Linked DNA regions of Homo sapiens: region 2 is linked to region 1. A link is a loop called in an ENCODE intact Hi-C map of the cell type or tissue named here. Cell type or tissue: B cell. All regions are shown on one strand. Links, peaks and the distances in the headings refer to the core of each region. The heading gives the core; the rest is flanking DNA.

Region 1 (2,906 bases), core at 275-2,774:
CAGGAGGAGTCTGGATTTGAATAAGGATGCCACCTACAGCCATCCCAGCTCACACCCATGGGCACTGATCTTTGAGCTCCAATGAGGGCTGAAAGAACAAACATGCACCCTGTTCCATTCTACCAAGCCTGACTGATGCACACCCAAGCAGGGGGCCAAACTCAGCTTCCTGGTTTGGGGGAAGGAGCAAGGCCCATTCACTGACGTGCATGAAAATACTGCCTTGACTGACACTCTCACTACCTAACGGAGATGTGGGGAGAAACTGGCAGTTTTCGCCAAGGAACTGGGGCAAGCATTCTTGGCCCTTCCCCACCCTGGTGGTATCTTACTTTGGGCCCTTCCCCACCCTGGTGTCCTGCGTTACGTGACCCGCATCAAGCCCAAACTCCTGGCAGCCCCGGGAGCTCTGGCTTGGGATTTTAAACAACACAAACAATGCCACCTCCCACCCAGGACCGCACGAGTTCATGGCTCCCTAAGATCACCAAAACACGTTCACATGATAAGGATTTTTTTTTTTCTTTTTTGAGACGGAGTCTCGCTATGTCGCCCAGGCTGGAATGCAATGGCGCAATCTTGGCTCACTGCAAGCTCCACCTCCCGGGTCCACACCATTCTCTTGCCTCAGCCTCCCGAGTAGCTGGGAGTACAGGCGCCCACCCCCACGTCCGGCTAATTTTTTGTATTTTTAGTAGAGACGGGGTTTCACCGTGTTAGCCAGGACGGTCTCGATCTCCTGACTTCGTGATCTGCCCGCCTCGGCCTCCTAAAGTGCTGGGATTACAGGCGTGAAGCACCGTGCCCGGCCAACATGATATGGATTTTAAAGAACACAAACACAACACGGTGAAACCCCGTGTCTACTAAAAATACAAAAATTAGCCGGGTGCGGTGGCGGGTGCCTATATAATCCCAGCGACTCAGGAGGCTGAGGCAGGAGAATCGCCTGAACCTGGGAGACGGAGGTTGCAGTGAGCCAAGATGGCATCACTGCACTCCAGCCTGGGCAACAGAGCAAGACTCCGTGTCAAAAAAAATAAAAATTAAAAACATTTTTAAAAAATTAAAAAAAGAACATAAACAATGCCAACTCCCACCCAAGACTGCACGAGCTCACAGCTCCCTAAGATCACTAGAGCACGTCCACGTTATGCTGAGTATTTCTTTACCAAACCGTTTAATTCACGTGAAAGAATGAACTTTGTAGTCAGATTGCTTTACAGCGATGAGGTTCAGATGACCTGCTTTAAAAGGTTCCGTCCTGGTCATCATTTTCACAAGACGATACTTCCTAGTTAATTAACTAATGCTTTGAGTACGCAGTTTTAAAACAGTATCTCTAAAATCACACACACACACACATTCACACATGCAAAAGGCAGAAGTGAAAGGCCCACCTCCGCGTCAGGAGGCTCTAAGGGCCGCAGTCCAGTGACGTCACTCAAATGAGTTACTCCTCGTATGTGCACAGGGTAAAGCTTCTGTCTGCAGACCACAGCCCGCCTACTCACCACCTGGGCACCAGTGCCAGTGTGGTCAGTTTTTGAGGATGTGCACCGCCCCTCCCTGAGTGCTGGAGTGTGGACGGCACCTGCCAAGGGCAGCCCGGAGGCTGGTGAGTGCCAGGTGGGCCGTGTGCGCCCAGCGAAGCCCACCAACTTCCTGAGCAGGTGCTGCTGCCACCCCACTGCAGTGAAGAGGGCACTGAAGTACGAGGAAGCGACACTGCCAATCCCAAGACGACAGACACTGAGGGAGCGGCCGCCCTGAGACTGGGACACATGGCAACTCTCCCACCCCCCACCCATCCAGTTCTCTCCCAAAAGATCTGCCAACCACAGCCGGGCCCTCATCTGTGGCCAAGAAGAGTATTTGAGGAGGTGGCCTCAGGGAGAAGAAAGGTGCTGTGGTCAGGGTGGCACCACACCTCCAATTCTCCACTTTACTCACAGGCTCCCCCACCTCTGGCTGGTCTGAATGCCCGGCATAGCAGGGCTCTGTGGGGAGTGAGGGGAGCGCTTCTCTGCCGGGAATGAACGAGGGAGTCCAGCATGTTATGTTCGACAGGTGCTGCACAGGGAAGAAAGGTCCTTCCTGTTGCTGGAAGAGCCTGGGCTCTGGCCCCCAAGGGCTGCTCCTGCTGAGGCCCCTTAGCACAGCCCAGCTGCAACTGAAGCGTTCCTTTGGCCCCGGCCTCTCCTGCAAGAAACGCTCAAGTGCACGCACGGACAACTCGGTCAGAGGCTTGTGGATGGCGTAGAGGGGCATGGACAGCTGCGGCAAACATCGAGCCATCTTCCGTCCCATGCCCACCATATGACCAACAGAAGGCCAGCCATGCCAAAAACCTGACTGCAGTTCTCAGGAAAACTTCATTCTAATGCCCAAGTGACACGGATAATCCTAATTTTCCTGATCTAGATGAAAAGCCCTGAGAAGAATGCTAAACATTTTTTAACTAGCACATTTATAATCATTTTTCTTAGATTGAATGTGATTTTTTTAAAAGCTTCCCAATTCAAGAACAATTATCTTTTGATTTATCAAAATATGAGGAAGAATATTAATATTTGCAGTGTAAACTTTATATAATTGTAAATTTTTTTTTTTTGAGACGGAGTCGCGCTCTGTTGCCCAGGCTGGAGTGCAGTGGCGCGATCTCAGCTCAATGCAAGCTCCGCCTCCAGGGTTCAAGCCATTCTCCTGCCTCAGCCTCCCGAGTAGCTGAGACTACAGGCGCCTGCCACCGCACCGGCTAATTTTTTGCATTTTTAGTAGAGAAGGGGTTTCACCGTGTTAGCCAGCATGGTCTCGATCTCCTGACCTCGTGATCCACCTGCCTCGGCCTCCCAAAGTGCTGGGATTACAGGCGTGAGCCACCGTGCCCAGCCTATATAGTTGTA
Region 2 (2,843 bases), core at 344-2,843, 240 kb after region 1:
CGTTTGATGTGACTGAACATTCATTATCACTGTGCACTTATAAATAACTCTCTAGGGCCGGGTGCGGTGGCTCACACCTGTAATCCCAGCACTTTAGGAGGCTGAGGCGGGCAGATCATGAGGTCAGGAGATCGAGACCATCCTGGCTAACACGGTGAAACCCCGTCTCTACTAAAAACACAAAAAATTAGCCGGGTGTGGTGGCAGGTGCCTGTAGTCCCAGCTACTTGGGAGGCTGAGGCAGCAGAATCGTTTGAACCTAGGAGGCAGAGGTTGCAGTGAGCCAAGACTGCACCACTGCACTCCAGCCTGGCAACAGAGCAAGACTCAGTCTCAAAAAAAATAACAATAATAGCCATTCTGACTGGTGTGAGATGGTATCTCATTGTGGTTTTGATTTGCATTTCTCTAACAGTGATATTGAGTTTTTTTTCTTATGTTTGTTGGCTGCATGTATGTCTTCTTTGGGAAAGTGTCTGTTCATGTACTTTCCCCACTTTTAAATGGGGTTGTTTTCTTCTTCTATATTTGTTTAAGTTCCTTATAGATGCTGCATTTTAGACCTTTGTCAGATGCATAATTTGCACATATTTTCTCCTATTCTGTAGGTTGTGTGTTTACTCTGTTGATAGTTTCTTTTGCTGTGCAAAACCCTCCTACAGAGCTCTTCTCTGAGTCCTGCACACATGCCCGCCTGGGCTGCTCCGCTCCGGGCTGAGAATCCATAGGGTAAGAGTCGGATTGACAAGCTGCCGCTGTGTGATTGGAGCCTTCGAAGCAAGAGGCAGCAGAGACCAGGTGATGAGTGAGTTGGGAAAACATGGGGAAAATGAATAGATGGGCCCGGGAGGAAGTACTTGCAGCAGGATCTAAGTTTAATTAGATCCCACTTGTCAATTTTTGCTTTGTTGCAATTGCTTTTGGCGTCGTCTTCATGAAATCTCTGCCCGTTCCTGGGTCCAGGATGGTATTGCCTAGGTTGTCTTCCAGGGTTTTGATAGTTTTGGGTTTTACGTTAGGGTCTCAATCCCTCTTTTTTTTTTTTTTTTTTTTTTGAGTTGGAGTCTCACTCTGTTGCCCAGGCTGGAGTGCATGGTGTGATCTCTGCTCACTGCAACCTCCGCCTCTCGGGCTTAAGCAATTCTCCTGCCTCAGTCTTCTGAGTAGCTGAGACTACAGGCGTGTGCTACCATGCCTGGCTAATTTTTGCATTTTTAGTAGAGATGGGGGCTTCACCATGTTGGCCAGGCTGGTCTCGAACTCCTGACTTCAGGTGATCTGCCCACCTCGGCCTCCCAAAGCGTTGGGATTACAAGCGTGAGCCACTGCACCTGGCCTTCCCTGGCTTGTTTTCTAATCGGCGCCCAGCACTGGAGCCGCCCGAGCTCATGACAGGTTTTAGGTGAAAGGACCTGACTTCTTCCTGCAGCAGAAGAGGCTCTGCTGCCACCCAAGGTCCACCTGGGGCTGCAGTGGGGTGCAGGGGCCCCCCCGATCACACCCATCCCTCTATGCTGCTCCGTCCCAGCCCCAGGTGCTCATTACCTCAGCAGAATCACTTCCCCATTTGGCAGTTTTGCATCAAAGTACTCAGAGAATTGGGGAATTTGGAGCTTTACTGTGGTTGGGCAAAGCCGAGGGTGCTGGCTGAGAGGAGAAGGTGGGTCTCCAGGGCCTGGGGACAGTCCTGCAGGCAACCACGCTGCGGCCAGAGTCACCAGCACCTGTGGGCTGCTTCAAAGACCCCACGTGGGAGGAGACCATTTTCTCTCTTCTGGCTCTTCTGAGGGAGGGGTGTGTGGGGCAGAGCTGCCCCCTCCCACTCACAGCTGTTGGGCTCCCTCTGCCCATCTCTGTGCCGCGGCCTGAGCCCTACAGCCTGCTTCAGGGGCTCTCTTGTCCAGGGAATTGCAGTGGGGCCATTGGAGAAAGAACAGAGCGCTGGCCGGGCGCAGTGGCTCACGCCTGTAATCCCAGCACACTGGGAGGCCAAGGCAGGTGGATCGTGAGGTCAGGAGTTCGCGATCAGCCTGGCCAACATAGTGAAACCCCGTCTCTACTAAAAATACAAAAATTAGCTGGGTGTAGTGGTGCGTGCCTGCAGTCCCAGTTACTTGGGAAGCTGAGGCAGGAGAATCACTTGAACCCAGGAGGCGGAGGTTGTGGTGAGCTGAGATCATGCCACTGCACTCCAACCTGGGCAATAGAGCAAGACTGTCTCAAAAGAAAAAAAAAAACGAAAGAGTGCTCAGTGTGCACGCTGCTGCCCCTGCCCATGGTTTGGGAGTGGCTGTGCTTCTCTACAGCTGTGTGGGTGAGTTGCAGCCTACAATATGCTCGAGTCCTAACCCCGGTATCTGTGAATGTGACTCTGTTTGGAAACAGGGTCTTTGCGGATGTGATTATCTAAGATGAGTCATACTTACCGAGGGGCCGTCCCTGAACCCAATGCCAGGTGTCCTTATAAGAAGGGGGAAATTTGGACACAGACACAGAGGAGAGACTGTGTGAGGGGGAAGGCAGGGATTGGAGCGATGCAGCCAGGCACCAAGGGACTCTGGGGGCCACCAGGAGCCGGAAGAGGAAGGAAGGAGCCTCCTCTAGAGCCTCTGGAGGGAGCAGGCCCTGCTGACAACTTGATTTTGGACTTTAGTTCTCCAGGATTGCAGGACCCTCAGTTTCTGTTGTTAGAGCCACCTGTTTTGTGGAAGCTAATGATAGCAGTTCCAGGACACGAATGCCACAGCTGTGAACAGGTTCTAGGAGAATTGCCACCCCAGAAGCGGAAATGATGATCCAGGTGCCTATGCACCTCCCTGCTCCCAGAAGGAACTTGTGCTCAG

The links. Peaks named below come from ENCODE experiments on the same cell type or tissue, not always from the same donor. Only the 100,000 strongest peaks of a DNase experiment are listed, where the experiment ranks them.
Region 2: it touches region 1 in a loop (24-fold over the local background); 1 of 110 quality-filtered maps calls a loop at or near these places.

What each region holds. Positions count from the first base shown.
Region 1 is chr16:88,044,690-88,047,595 of GRCh38, reverse strand. The region is part of intron 11 of BANP (BTG3 associated nuclear protein); the gene reads right to left. Among named protein-coding and RNA genes, the nearest start is that of BANP, 95 kb to the right of the region's middle. RefSeq lists an enhancer at 2,202-2,703. In B cell, for the core only: no CTCF peak of the experiment used is centred there; DNase peaks (open chromatin) are centred at 847, 1,505, 2,115, 2,695 and 1 weaker place; H3K4me3 peaks cover 500 bases; H3K27ac peaks cover 2,334 bases.
Region 2 is chr16:87,809,255-87,812,097 of GRCh38, reverse strand. No RefSeq gene overlaps it. Among named protein-coding and RNA genes, the nearest start is that of MIR6775, 24 kb to the left of the region's middle. RefSeq lists enhancers at 1,723-1,902, 2,573-2,632. In B cell, for the core only: no CTCF peak of the experiment used is centred there; DNase peaks (open chromatin) are centred at 1,547 and 2,377; H3K4me3 peaks cover 518 bases; H3K27ac peaks cover 1,721 bases.